Regions from separate parts of the Homo sapiens genome. Here region 2 is linked to region 1. Evidence: chromatin contacts called from ENCODE Hi-C or POLR2A ChIA-PET data. All regions are on one chromosome and are shown on one strand. The core of a region is the stretch at or near the end of the contact, and the rest is flanking DNA. Distances in the headings are between cores, read along the strand shown. Region 1 holds the start of LINC01426 (long intergenic non-protein coding RNA 1426). Region 2 has its middle 210 kb from the start of RUNX1.

What was found. A loop is a pair of places that touch in the nucleus more often than their neighbours do. ChIA-PET counts read pairs that join two places held with the same protein, here RNA polymerase II (POLR2A). Pooled maps may share reads with other maps.
Region 2: a pooled map shows a loop between it and region 1 (2.3-fold over the local background). The contact joins the enhancer-like site here to the promoter of LINC01426 in region 1. A Hi-C loop is called at or near these places in 1 of 168 maps with a recorded cell type or tissue (posterior vena cava) and 1 of 50 pooled maps. POLR2A ChIA-PET finds 5 or more read pairs at or near these places in 1 of 52 experiments (MCF 10A).

Annotation. Positions count from the first base shown.
Region 1 is chr21:34,740,943-34,748,643 of GRCh38, forward strand. It overlaps LINC01426 (long intergenic non-protein coding RNA 1426), which reads left to right and starts at 4,883. Exons shown (of 3, transcript NR_038885.1): 1 at 4,883-5,074. It overlaps LOC107985515 (a long non-coding RNA gene), which reads left to right. Exons shown (of 3, transcript XR_001755016.1): 3 at 1,689-2,996. RefSeq lists enhancers at 4,762-5,263, 5,264-5,763, 5,970-6,264.
Region 2 is chr21:35,253,277-35,260,977 of GRCh38, forward strand. No RefSeq gene overlaps it. Among named protein-coding and RNA genes, the nearest start is that of RUNX1, 210 kb to the left of the region's middle. Within about 2 kb of position 3,340, at least 29 of the 41 ENCODE cell types and tissues checked have a DNase peak (open chromatin) inside an H3K27ac peak, as active enhancers do.

The sequences.
Region 1 (7,701 bases), core at 3,633-6,132:
TTCTGCTTCTCCCTACTTTCCATCCTTCTCCCTTCTCTTCCTTCTCCACATTGTCCTGGTAGCTTACCATTCCCAATCCTGCTCCCCTCAAGCACGTTAGCTTTGAGGCCATCCAGAGATCGATTCATCTCATGGTCCTGTTTTTCCCATTGCCTTTCACATCAGAGACCTTTTCTCTCTTCGAGCAAACCAATTTCCTTCTGTGATTACTGCTTGGATAGAAAGGACTCTGTTGTGTGGTGTGGGGAGTTCAGGAGGATGGTGGGCACTGAGCCATTACCAAGTTTGCACTTGTTGCCTTCTGGCCAAGGACCCAGAATGTTTATTCAAAGGAGCAATTTTTAAATAAGACACTGACACCAGTATCTGGTCTAAGAGAAGAGCAAGAGAGAATAGTGGGAGACCTGGAGGAAACCAGGTGTTCCTCCAGCCAGGGAAGCTGTAGAATCCTTGTCGTGGACTCCTTTCTGTCACCTCCACCAACTGAGTGAGTAGCTCAGACTGGAGGCCCCTCACCAAGCCTGTGGGACCAAGTGTCACCTGAAGGCAGGGGTTCTGCATAACAGGCCACCAGGCTACCAGCTGAGCAATCTTGGACTAGCCACAAAATCTCTGATTGTCAAGGCCTCCGCCTGCATAATAGATCTATTAACAAAAATATCTGCGATGGCCAGTGTTTGGATATATTAGCACACAGGAAGATAGTGCTCCAAAAGTGCTTGGTAACAAGAGCCTGGTGCATATTACTTGTAAAAGTAAGGTTTAGCCCAACTTGGTGTGTTCTCATGCCGCCACAAATGCCACCACTTTTGCACACTCATGTACCCCCAGGTACTGCTATACCGGGACCACCCCCAAGACATACTACATGCCTGACTGTGGTGGTCTTTGAGGGAAAAGTTGTTTTCAGAGCAGTGGCTCTTAACCTCTTGAAAGGTTCTCCTCCAAAACATGCACACATGCTGGAACACACATGGACCCCCTCACTGAGGTGGGAGAATTGCTTGAGCCCAGGAGGTCAAGGCTGCATTGAGCTATGATCTCGCCACTGCACTCCAGCCGGGCAACAGAGCAAGACACTATTTCTAAAAAATACAAATAGAAATAAGTATGAAAAAAAGAGGGAAAACCCAAGGATGAATGGATGGATTGTGTGCCAGGCATTTAATGCATTCTATCTTGTGTTCTTCACTCAAACATTCTAAGGACTCTTGACCCCACTTTGCAGATGGGAAGTCAGAATTTGTCTGAAGGTCCATGGCTGGTGAGCATCTAAACAAAGATACAAATTCAGGTCTGTGGGGTGCTCAGCTTTCCACTGTGCCTGTCACTCCTGCTTCTCCCTTTGTATCTGATCAGACCAAGTTCTACGCAGTAGGCTCAACACACACCCAGGAGCACCGGCTACCCCAGGAGAGGAGTCGCCAGGAGGGGAGAGCTGTTTCCACCTTCACCTGTTTCTCGTTCACCTGCTTCTTGCCTTGCAAGTCTCCAGACAGGCAGACTTCAGAGGGGACCTCCTGGCCTATCCTCTAGGGTATCTTGCTTCTGCCTGCTGTCATCTTCTAATACCCAAAAATGTGTCGCATCCTCCCAAAGCTCGCGCTCTCCCTGCAAACCCTGGGCCAAGCCTATTATTATTGTATATATTTCACTAAATCAATCTTTTAAAATTCTACTTAACATAGGTGCCCAGCCTAATGGTGGCCATCTTTTAGAGGAGGAAATAAATGTTCAGAGAAGTCAAGTTCCTTGTGCAAGCGGGATTCGATACAGGGGACACAACCAAGAGACCTCTGAGTCCCTCCACACATCCATGCTGTGTGTTGACTTGCTTACAAGAGTCCCCTGTGTCAGAGGCTGCCTGGCAGTGGGGACATGAGCCTTTCCCTTAGAGGGAAACATGAGATTGGGCAACAAGGGTAGTCCTCAAGGTTCTACCTCGAGACTCCAGGACGCTGGACATTGGAAATGAGGCCACACCCTGGAGGAGCATTGTCGGCTAAAGCCAAACACCATTAGCGTCTGAAGGGGATGTGGGACCCATCTAAGGTATCACATCCCTGATCACCCACCATGGGGTCTGCAGCTGGAGAGGGTCCCCCCAGGAGGGGCTGGAGCGGGGAGTTCTCTGCCCTGGGAGGCAGGTCTCCTGGCCCTTCACTGGAGTGATCTCTTCTTTTCTGATGTCAAATCCTGATCTAAAGGGAGGCATCTTCCTTCTTATGGCATGGCCATGTCTCCTGTGTTCCTTCCTCAAGCCAAATCCTTTTCCACGATGCCTTCCCCTCTGAGCCCTGTATAACCCAATAGTGCAAATATTCCCACATCCCCTACCCACAACAGGGGTGAGCACATTGCAAATGTTCCGCCGGCGAATCAGCACCTGCCTGGAGGTGTTCTTGGTGTCTGCGTCCTGCCTCCAGTACAGAGGACCTCAAATCCATGATACTTCACCTGGTGCTCCCCAGGAAAGCCTGGCAGAGGACCTGACGATTCCCAGCAAGACCAAGCACTGCTGTCCAGGGTCAGCCACGGTCACTTCTCTGCAGCTGTCATCCGGGCACAATCTCCAAATATTTCTAGCCATTCAGACGTTCACTATAATCAGAATTAACGCATGTAGAACCAAAGAGCCAGACACATGGGTTCAAACCTGCCCCACCATTTACAGTGAGAGCTTAGTGAGTCACTTAACCTGTGCCTCAGTTTTCTCACCTGTAAAAAGAACATAACAGTAACAATACCATTGAGCTGCTATGCAGTGGATGAGCTTCTATATGAAAGGTGAGTGAAAAGTGTCTGGATGTGGTGGTGTCAACCTTTCCCTGGGGTGGTGGTGGCTGATCTGTGGCACCCCACATGACAATGTCTTTGCCATGGCAGTAGATGCTGTTAAATCAGGCCCTGGGTTTGTCTTGGCTTGACTTGTTTCCATTTTCAATTGAAAATTAAATGTGGATAGACTTCAGCCTGACTCGGTCTGCTCCCTGGACCTTGGCCAGTGAGTTCTGAGTAACTGCAGACAGGGTGTGGTCACCGGGATTTGGTTATTGGATTTTTTTCCCCCTGTGGTTTTGGGCAGGTTGCTCCATGACGGGCAGCTGTATCGTCTTAGAACCGGACTTTCCGGGAGAGCCTTTGGGTCACTCTGGGCGTCAGCTGGAAAGGGCTGCTCTTGGAGCAAGCTCACTGGCCCACAGGAGGAGCTGCCTTCTTGAACTGTCACCCTGAAGCCAACCAAAGTCTGGGCAACGCCAGCTCCAGTGACTGCCGCTCCATCTCCTAGGCAATTTGCATCGCTGTTTCTGTTTGTTAGGCCTTGACCATTCCTTTGTTGTCATCCTGCGCTTCCCTGGCCATAGGCCTTTTCCCAGCCCCACCACGGCATGCCCACCTGTGCTTGGGGAGGGGCGGAGGAAGGAGCCCCAGCCAGCCATGTCCCTGTTTCGTGCTCCAGTGACCACTGCTATGAGGACTTTCCCACTGGCTCAGGCTCAGTTAGTCGAGCTGGTGTGCCCCGCTCTTAGCTGTTCCCCAACTCTCCTAGAGTGTGCTAATTCTGACCCAGCTCTCCCAGGTGGAGGATGCTTTTCAAACATGTCCTTGGGAACCTCTGCAGACCCATTCCCAGCCCATTCTCCATGATTCCAGGCCTGGCCAGGTTGAAAACTTCTGTAAATTAAAACTCAAATAAAGAGAGTATAGCTTGGGCATACCTTTTGCACATGCATATATATGTATGTGTGTGCATGTGTGTGTGTGCATGTATGTGTGTGCATGTATGTGTGTGCATGTGTTGGGATTTTTTATTTTTTAAATTTATATTTATTAAAAAAATTTTTTTTGAAACAAGGTCTTCTTCTGTCTCCCAGGCTGGGCTGCAGTGGTGTGATTATGGCTGACTGCAGCCTCAAACTCCTGGGATCAAGCAACCCTCCCACCTCAGCCTCCCAGAGCACTGGGATTACAGGTTTGAGCCACTGCACCTGGCCTATTTAAAAAGTTTGTCTAGAGCAAAAAGTCCCTAGACCTGCCAGTCCAGGGCACTAAATCACAAGAACACCAAGGCCAAACAGGCTTGAAGTCTCCAGGCTCCTCACTGGCAAACTCTACTTCCTGATCCCTTAGTGGGTTGAGGTGCCAACAGCCCCCTGGGGAGGAGGGGGTTGCATTATGGCCGTGGAGAGACTCTGAGCCTTATCAACGGTGTGGGGATGACACCCTTTTCGGAGCACTTTGTGAGGCTTTGTGCCATGCTGGGCGCTTGGCGTCAGAGACAAATAGAATCAATAACTGTGCAAAAAAAGTTGCCAGATAATTTATCCCATTGGCACCGAGCCTAGAATTATAATCAGATCTTGACTTCTTCAAAGCCTTCTTGCTTTGGATTTTCCAAATCGAAAATAAATATTGGGGGCAATTACCTTTCCTTAGTTCTCTGATGTATGAAGGGGAGTTTTCATCTATTAATTTAAGAACCCTCTCATTTCATTCGGAAGGTATTAGCCCATGGAACTTGTTAACTTAATATCAACACAGTCTGTCTAGGTTTTGACTGAAAAGAGAAAGGGGTTGTTATGCTCTAGGTTAATATTTTCCTCTCTTTAAGAAGTCTTGGGTATGCCAGACACTTCTCGGACAAAAACAGCTGTTTTCTTCCCATTGCTGAACGCATTGTTTGTGCGAGTTCACTTACTTGCTATACTCAGAATATCCTCCAGGAGTCAGCAAATCCCAACCTCTGGACGTGGCTCAGGGCCGCCCTGCCCATTGCTGAGCTGATTTGGAATTTGGGCCTGAGAGAGGAAGTGATTATTGGATGACAGGCTGCCTCCTAGGGGGCTTCTCTGGGCTTGCCATGAAAGCACTTCCGGAGGAAAAGCAGAGCTCCATCAGTCTCTTTTGGAGAGCTGTGAACGTGACCAGACCTATTAATTACTTAACTGAGGTGCTGAACTTTGAAAATGAAAGTTCCGGTGGGGAGTTCTGTCCTTTCCAGCCTGGGGAGCTCTGTCAGGGCTCTCCTGAGCGTCTCTTTCAGCTTATCAAGCTCGCTCGGGGACCGTCTCTGGTAAGTACAGGCAACCCCTCCAGCCAACCCCTCCACCCTGTGGGCCGGGGAAGTGTCTCATCGTTGAATCCACTTGCAGGCACTTCCTTGATCTCAAGCCCCACCACGCTGCCCCCAGAGTCCCAGCGAGTGGCTCAGTCACACTGGTGCGTGCCTCTCACCCGCTCTGACCTCGTCATGGGGTCCCCGAGGTGCTGGTTCATGCAAGGCTCTGTGCCTAACCAAGCTAAACACGGTGGGGCTGGGAGCAGAGGCTCACACCTGTAATCCCAGCACTTTGGGAGGCCAAGGCAGGTGGATCACCTGAGGTCAGGAGTTTGAGACCAGCCTGACCAACATGGTAAAACCCCGACTCTACTGAAAATACAAAAATTAGCCAGGCGTGACATCATGCGCCTGTAATCCCAGCTACTCGGGAGGCTGAGGCAGGAGAATCGCTTGAACCTGGGAGGCGGATGTTGTGGTGAGCCAAGGTCGTGCCACTGTACTCCAGCCTGGGTGACAGAGGGAGACTCCATCTCAAAAATAAATAAATAAACAAACTGGTACAGTGCCCTAGTGGCTTTGTGGCTCTGGCTGGGGGAGGAGGGTGGGTTGCATAACTGAGCAGCACCTCCAAGCACGATACCAACACTGCCCAGGGCCTGGCAGAGTCTACAGCTGGTCCTTATCCATGAAACTGGGGGTGAGGGGACGGGGACTGGCGGGGGGACAAATCACCTGCACAAGTGGAACAAAGATACAGGAGATAATGACAGCAAATGGAACGTAGAGTTGATGCGTTCATTGACAAAGAATTTCACACCCTGCATTATCTCACTTGAGCCCCATGAAGAGCCTGTGAGGTGGCTAGGGATGTGGAAGGAGTAGATAGGAGAGGCACAGAACAGGGGAAGGAAGGAGTGGGGCTGGGAGTGAGGACCAGGAAGGCAGAGCTGGCCCCTGGACAGGAAGAAAGCCCAACTGCCTCCCTCCCTCCCATCTGCCCTCCTGCCTGCCCTTTTCCAATAAGATGGAAATGCTGAAGGGGTTAAAAAGACAGCATTCTAAAAGCTGAGATCCTAAAATTGTGACCTCCCCTGTGATCTTAGCCTTCGTGTCAACAGCATTGAAAATGAACCTTGGTCGGGCACGGTGGCTCACGCCTGTGATCCCAGCACTTTGGGAGGCCGAGGCGAGTGGATCACCTGAGGTCAGGAGTTCAAGGCCAGCCTGGCCAACATGGTGAAACTCTGTCTCTACTTAAAAAAAAAAAAAATTGCCGGGCATGGTGGTGGATACCTGTAATCCCAGCTACTTGGGAGGCTGAGGCAGGATAATTCCTTGAACCCAGGAGGCAGAGGTTGCAGTGAGCTAAGATTGTGCCACTGCACTCCAGCCTGGGCAACAAGAGTGAAACTCTGTCTCAAAAAAAAAAAAAAAGGCAAAAAGAAAATGAACCCCTGGGAAAGTAGGCCTTGACCACTCTGCTGCTCTTATGGAGTTCATTCTTGGAGATGTCGTGAATAGATCTCCTTTGCATCCAGATGGAAGAGCAACAGGAACATTATTAAGAAACTAAAAATTCTAGATTCATTGGAAAAGGCTTTGAGAGAGAAGGGACAGGGAAACCCCTAATTCCACCTCCCTGAAAACAGTGTGTTTTCCTCTCCTACACCAGGGCCGTGTGTCTTTCTGTCTACGTGGCCCAGCCACATTTGTAGCCCGTGGCCTGATGGAGCTCTGATGAGTCAGTTTCATGTCATTTTTTTTTTTTTTTTTCAGAGAGAGAGTCTCACTCTGTCACCCAGGCTGGAGTGCAGTGGCATGATCTCGGCTCACTGCAACCTCCGCCTCCTGGGTTCAAGTGATTCTCCTGCCACAGCCCCTTGAGTAGTTGACGTTACAGGCACCCACCACCGCACCCAGATACTTTTCGTATTTTTAGTGGAGACGCTGTTTCACCATGTTGGCCAGTTGGTCTCGAACTCCTGACCTCAAGTGATCTGCCTGCCTTGGCCTCCCTATGTGCTGGGTTATAGGCGTAAGCCACTGTGCCCTGCTTCATGTCATTTTTAAAGAGCCCACACAACTCCTGTAGCTGCATTACGACAACCTCAACGGCAAGACCTCGACGTGATATTACTCCACGTGAAAGTCTAAAAGGCGCTGAGCACAGTGCTCTGCCAATGGTGTGTCTTCCAGCCTCGCTTGCTGAGAGAACAGATGTGCCGGGGAAGAAATGGACAAAGCTGGGAAAGGAGTCTAACTTCTTCAAAGCGGTTGGGCACCGGTGAGGCTCTTTTGGTTACAAACCACAGAAATGGATTCTGGTTTATCAGTTTAATCTCGGTGTAACTAAAAGTGGGAAGTACTGGAAGGAGACGCATTTCATGGGCTCAGAGGTGACCTTGGGGCACTGAGTTGGCCCTTCTGTGGCCAGGTGTCCCTCTCTCGGGGACCTGCCTTCCCATGCCCCAGTCTCAACTCTTGGTGTCTGTCTAATCTCAAACTCCCAAGAGACTGGATTGGATTAGATCAGTGTGGTGTAGCAAGAGGCACTGTGTGTGTGTGTGTGTGTGTGTGTGTGTGTGTGTGTGTGTGGTGTCATTAGGGAGATCTCAGAGAACAACCACCTTGGCCAACTT
Region 2 (7,701 bases), core at 2,090-4,589, 510 kb after region 1:
CCATTGGGACTTAATTTTATGACTCTCATTGATCAAGCAACCCTTGGGGTCAAGAACCTCTGCTCAGCTGTCCCTATTGGTTTGTCTTGCACCACTGCATTCTCAGTGTGGGTGTCCAAACCCTGGTGAGCTCCATATCTGAGCTGTATGACCTTAGGTAATTTTTACTAGCTTTAAGGAAAGCCATTTAGCAGATTTTAATTCCAAATCCACCTGGTAAAAAAAAAATAATCAATAGGTCAGATAATCTTCATAAAAAAATTGACTCTTTCTTATAAGACAAACCTGTAGGAGCATTTCACAATGGCAGCCAGAACCTCATTTTAAATGCTGCCATGGTACAATGGCACGATGTTGAAAGATGAAGCTTGTATTTGGTGTGAGTGAGGACTCTAGATTCTGAAGCTAACCACATTAGCTGGAAAGACTTCGTGCATACCAGAAATGTAGAAAATACTGCATCCACTCACAAACAACACCCTATGTCACCTTAAGCCGTGGCTTAATCTCTTTGATTTGACTTTTTCCCTCCAAACTCATTTTAAGGTCTTGAAAATACACAATGCAGCTGCAAAGCTACACTTTGGGACTAAGAACAAGTTTGGGAATAACGACTTGAAATTGGATTCGATGATCTCTTTTCATTTTATAAGTGTTATGAATCCACTGGCTTCTTGCATGAGAAAGGAGAACACTTTCAGCAAATTTCAACCATCTCACAAATCACTTCATCACAATAGCTTAATATTCCGATTGTGGACTTTACACAAGATGTGACATCAAACGCAGGACAATCTTGAAATGGCAAATGCCTGGAGGGAGCTGCCGGCCACGGAGTCTGAATTACCTCATACCTTGAAATTAGCAGGGCCTCCTGATCAGGGAGTGGGAGCAAAACATTTTTTTTCTTTTATTAGTAAGTCCCATTAACTCTGGTTCTAGCTTTCGGTACTCCCTGCCTTTCGTAAGGAGTGTCACCCTCACAATGACACAATGTTCTGCCTGTTTGCATTACTAAACACAGGAGGTGCAATGGGGAAGCAGGCTGCTCATAAAAATGAGTTCAGACGCTTGCTACAGACGTGACAAATACCAAGCTGATTTTTATGCAGGGAATCCTGTCTCATTTTATGTGAAAATAAGGTAATAAGACAAAAGGAGCTATAGGACTCCAATTTTAGCTTTTTTAAAAAAAACAACATAGCCATACTGATATCCTATGAATCACTACCCCTGCAGTGGAGTCATTTTTTACGGGGTGTGTGTGTGTGTGTGCGTGTGTGTGCTTGTGTGTGTGTAGGGAGAGAGAGATCCCTCTCTACCCATTAGTATAAAAGTTGGATTTCTCAACAGCTTGACAATACTGGAAACGTCTCGTCAGTGGTTACTCCATCATGATAAGTATTATTGTGTGATATTTTTTTTCTTAACAGAATGAAAACAGATGTCATTTGATATTAATGCCTAACCCCAAGTCAATGGTAACAATTTAAGAAGATACTTGAAGAAAAGAAATGAAACTGTAAATAGAATTGTTATAAAGTAAAAACTTCAGGAGTTTATTTCATCTTTTAAGAAAAATCAGTTCCATTTCTTTCTCTCTCTAGAGAGGTAGACAAACACACACAGAAATTCTTTCTCACTTGGAAAGGGTAGCGCCATTTAACTACTGTAGTCATGAGATGGTGAGGGTGGTAGCCAGGAATGGCCCTAAGTGATCAGCAGGATCAGGGAGAGAAAAAAAGCACCCTGTGAGAATGCTGAAGGGTTTGGGAAGTGTTTCTAACATTTCACCAGTCGTTTTTACTTAGCAGCTTTAGATTTTAGATTAAAACAGAGGAGAGATGAGGAAGGCAGACACCAAGATGGGGAATAACAGGGCAGGAGCAACAGAAACAAACAGACACATTCTCAAAACCCATTTGTTTCTGTTACTGGGGCTATTCTCATTCCTTTCTCTTTATACCCCATTGATACCCCGATGTCCTCTTCATTTTCCCCAGTTGTAGAATTTCAGTTGGCCTCTGACGCCATGAGAAGAAACGAACTCAGTCCAGGCCAATGCAAACGTTTTCCTACAACTCTCTCCCACTTTCCCAAACCCTCCTCCCCCAGCAGTGTCTTCTAATGGCTTCTGTACTCTTGATTTAAATCGCCCTAAATCCCATCCTCTCTTCTACTTGATCCTAATGACTAATCTGTTCTGCCAAGAAGAGATGACACTTCTTGTCAGCCCTTGCCTTCCTGTGGTCAAAATTAATTCGTTCACCCAACATTCATTAAGCACCTACCATGAGGTAGACAGTGGCAGGCAACGCCATCACAATCTCTGCCCTTGAGAAACCGCCACAACTACAGTGCTCTATCATTCTATACGAATGCAGACGGCACAATCATTCTCTTTTGAACCTAGAATATATATTTTCAAAGGTTCAGATCTAAAAAATTGTTTAATGAATTAAAGTACCTAGCAAACTCTCCTGGTCAAAAATAGCCATTTAATTTACCAAACTCTATTTAATGCAAGGATTTTATTCTTGGGAAAGGAAACTAATTCCTTTTCTATTGTGGCTTTCAGCCTGGTCTGACTATCAGAATTAGGTTTTGGATCTAATCACAAAATTAACTTGATGATAGCAAACACAAATCGTCAAATCAGATTTTTCTACCAAATAAATGCAATGGAAACAAGATCTCTCCTATCTACGGAAACCATGATCTCATGCTAGAATTTTAGGGAAATAAAGCTTGAACCCTAATGACTATTCATATCAGGAAATATTATTTCTTGTTTGTTGAAATGTCTACCTGTAAGGAACAAATCTAAGATACTTGCCTTTAAAAAGTTTAAAAAATAATTTGAAGAAAAAAAAAGGAAAATAGGTCTTGTGTCAGTGTTGAGTTAGTTCAGGTAATTATGTTTCTTTCTCCTAAAATAATCATATTTTGTAATTAAAAAACTCACAACAGCCTTTCATCGTATTTTTATACATTCCCTTCTGTGTTATTGAGAAACTTGTATAAGCTCACAAAATATAAGTATGCTCTGCTTCTCATGTATTTTTTCCTTTGGATGGTTTTGATTTGTTTTTATTGTTGCTCCATTGAGTAACTTTATAACACCATAACATTTTGTAGAAAAGGATTCCTAGATGAATGAAACCTTTCTGAAATCCTAAAAATCTTACCTTTGCCAAGCTAGCCTTACTGGCATGAAGCCTGCTCCACTTCCTGGTTCTGACCAATAATTTTCTATGCGAACGTCATCATCAAAGCTTGCAGGACAACTTGTGTGGAGCATTTCCAGATACCCGTCCTCCCCTCTGTTATTTCAGTCAACAGCTGCTCAGCCTGTTCTTCCCATCACCGTTCATGATTGCGTTAGACAAAAATCCACCTTTAAATAAACTGTGAAAACTGAGAACGGCAAAGCAACCAGTGGCAACTAAGAGGCACTCTGCTGTTATCAACCTCAGCTCACAGTCTTGGGCGCATGCCCAGCAGGACTAAATTCTCTATACAGCAAGGGAGAGTTTCAGCTGACCTGCTGTGAATGCCCCAAGTGAGTCACTGCCGTTAACTCCATCAGTGCCACTTGCTGTCTACTTGGACATTTCTGAACAGCTGCTTGGCTCTAATGTCGACCTCTAACTGGAAATATGGCCTCGTCTGACTCAGTTTCAGAAGAGAAAAAGGGGGAGGCAGAAGGGAGGAGAGAAAACACACATGCCCACTCTCAATCCAGATTGACAACTTTGTTTTTTTCTCATTGATTGTGGTAGAAATAATTGTTGATGAGGTGGAAATACTAAACCCAGTTTGTCATAGTTTCTCTATTTTGTCTCTTAATATATTCCTCATGAAGTTGGATTGGGATCTTCTACTGAAATTATACGCTGCTGTGGAAATTCACAGTCCTTAAGAGCTCACCCCATTTCCATATTTTGTTTTTAACATATCCACTGAATTTTCCAAACACAAAAGTGAATATTTCTTTTATTCTAAAAATGTTGTTCATAATATTGAGAATCCATTTAGAATCAATCAACATTTTTGGAGTACTTGTTAGAACAGACTTCTGGGGTAGACATTAAAAAGGATTCTGAGAAATATCAGACATGCTTCCTGGATTCAAGAATTTATAATAAAATGAAGAGAAAAGGCCTTGTTCAAACAGATGGCCCAGGAACAAGATGAGACAGTGTGCACAGAAGTGTCACATGCCTGCTACAGCTACTAGAATCTGTGAGAGCTCAGAGAAAGGCTCTGGGCTGGTGGCTTTAAATCCAGAATGATGGTAACTGATACTAACAACTGAAGTGAAATTGACTTCATAAACATGGACGATGTGTCATAGCTGGGCATGCAGCCCAAGTGTCTAAGTTGAAGACTGAAAAATGCTCACATGGCCTCAGTATTTCATTTCAGCAAAAATCCGTGATTTATATGTGTATTGTTGTATGCACAGGCACATGTACACATGTTTTTAAACTCTTATATTGCCAGAGACACTGAGGAATTGATCATGTACTTATTCTCCTGGGATCATTTACTATTGTGTGGACAGTGAACAAGCACCAAGCCGGGTTTCTGGAGTTTAACCCAAAGAAAGACAAATAGATGAAATAGCATAAGGCTTCTTCCATTTTGAAGGTATCTTCTACCTGCTGTTTTTATTTCTTGAAAGGAGATTTCAGAGGAGAATAAAGATAGGTTAATTCTTAGTTTTATGATGATAATAATATAACTATAGATTTTCTAACAGCATTTCAGCATTTGTAAAGATTTTTCTTGAACAGTAAACAGAGGAATGTTATTCCATGATCATTGGTGCTTTGAGTTAATTTAGCTCTCTGCATTATTTACTCCACTTGACTGCAGTTTGAAGTTGAAGAGAGCATGGTCTCCGGTGCTTGGATAATGCTTCCTATGGAATATGTGAGTAGACTTAGTTACTCTTAAAGTCATCAAATGAGATTGGACCACAAATATAATACAAAAAATAATCTCAAGGTTTTAATCCTGAAAAGCTTGCAAATATTAGAAAACAATGGATCCAAAGGAAATGCCTTGATTTGGGGCCCTAAAACCAACTAGTAGTTTTCAGCATAATTTTCCAATTCATATCTAAGGCTGCTTGAATAATTAATAAACTATCATCGGTTTTCCCAAGTCACCAAAATCACACTTAGTTGTGAGTGCGATGTAACCAGATTTTGGTATAATCAAGTCTGCCTTAGACCTTATCTACAGGCTTGATGGAACAAAAGGGTTTTTCTCCAAATGGAGAGACAAGTCAGAAAGGGAATCCTCTCTGAAGGGAAGTAAGAATTGCGTGGGGAATACATACCATGGTCGAAATTACAAGTTGATTCATGAGCAGTCTTGCTTTAATACCATGGTGCGGTGATGAACGCAGAAACAGGCAGTGAAACAAAAATGATAAATAAGGTAAACAGATTCTATGGGAAAATGAATGACGACGATAATTCATTCTATGGAGGTGAGAGGATGCTGAGAGGAATTCCCAAAGAAAACAGTTGAGCTGGTTCTGAGTATGCCTTTAGCAGGCTGCCTTGGGCAAAAAGTGAGAGGGAATTTCAACCAGTAAGTGCAATATTTATTCAAGAAGTATTTATTGAAATGTCTATTATGTGCCAGGTAGTATTCTGAATAATGGGGATATCATTTTGAATACTCGGGATATCATTTTGAAAAAAACCAAGTTCCTAATTCATGATGCCTATATCCCCACAGGGAAGGCACAGAGTAAAATCAAATTAATGAATGAAAAAGTAAGTAAATAGATAAATGAAAAATAAATGAAATATACTTCTGTATTATGATGTCAAATAGAGACAAGAGCTAAAAAGAAAAATAATGTAAGGCAAGATGAGTTTATTTCCAATTATGTGGAAGTGTAAAAATGCAGGTGACTTTCATGAATCAGCAAGATCTGATTGTCCTTACAGCACAATATGCTTACTGGGAGTGAGGGTGAGAAAGGGGTGAGAAAAATGACAAAAAAGGAGGCAGAATATTTGGGTTTCAAGTCCCATATGATCTTTTAAGCCCTGTTAAGAAGTTTGGGTTTTCTTCTGAAGATAAGTCAGGAGCCATGGAAAGATTCTTAGGTAGGGGATATGGTATGGTCTGTTTTTATGTAGATCACTTCCATGGCAGTAGAGAGAACAAATTTTGGGTGATCAACTTGGGAGGTAGGGGCCTCAGTTAGGAAGCTGGTTGCTTGTGGCCTATCAGTTGAGTTGAAAGGATTATTACACACAGGCTGGCCTGTATCTGGTAATCTGAGCTTTAACTAGGAGGAATCCTAGCCCAGGTGGGTCGCTGTAAATGGTTAACCCAGTTGTAATTGATGTGCCTACTGGCCCTGAATTGAGGGGTTGCTCCTATCTCCCCACCCGACTTGCCTGGAATTTCTGCTTCTGATAATACCAGAATAGCTCCTGTCAGACAAACTGTATCACAGGTAACAACTGTGAACTCTGTACAAATTATTCAAAACCAATGACTGAATACTCTGGAGAGAGACCAAAGGCAGGCAAAGACAGAGAGGCAATCAATGCTCAGGAGAAGAACATAACAATGATAAGTTTTCTGCTTTTTACAGGCTTTAGCCAGAGAGCAGGTCCAAGTTAGGGCTACACTAGGAAATGAAAACTTGGATCACAAGCAACAGTCTTACAAGCTTGAAGAACCAGAAAAACAATTTCAGGAGACCAAACCAGACAGAAGATAGCCAGAGAATGATATCCAAAATTTCATGTATAAATTCTGCCCAAATCTCTGATGTACCTTGAACTGTGCATGCACAGGGTAGACTCTAAGCAGTGATGCCTAGGCTAAAAGAACAGAACGCAGATTTCAGCTGCTGCCCACCACAAGAATGAAAAATTTTGGATTTCAGTTCTAATCAAGTTAACTGTCTGCTTAAAACAAAATAATCAACACCCTTTGTGATTTGGTTGAATTTTCTGAATTCAGGGTCTCCAAAATGTATTACTCGCCATGTCCAGGATTACTAGATATACAAAGCAAGTTTACTAGATATACGAAGAATAAAGAAAATATAACACAAAACCAAGAGAAAAGACTTAATAAAATCCGATCCTGAAATAACCCAGATATTAGCAGACAAGGATTTTAAAGCAGATATTTTAAACATGATCTAAAATAAGAGAAATATGTATTTCATAAATAAAAATGCTAAGTCTCAGTAAAAAAATAGAAACCATAAATAATAACCAAATGAGAACCTAGAACTGAAAAATACAACGCCTGAAATAAGAAATTAACTGGATGGGCTTAATAACTAGGAGATGACACAAGAAAAAGTCAGTGAAGTAGAAAATAGATCAATACAGTCATAAAATCTTAAAAACAGAAAGAAAAAACAGATTGGCTTGTGAAAAGATTTCAAAAGGAAAACAGGGAAAATTTTTTTGAAGTAGCAATGCCTAAAATTCTCCACATTTGGTGAAAAACATAAAGGTTGGAAAATTCAATCAAAGAAAACCATACTAAGAGCCATTATGATTATTGAAAGTAAACCAGATGGCTGGGTGTGGTGGTCCACACCTGTAATCCCAGCACTGTGGAAGACTGAGGCAGGCAGATTGCTTGAGCCTAGGAGTTCAAGGCCAGCCTGGGCAACATGGCAAAGCCATGTCTCTAAAAAAA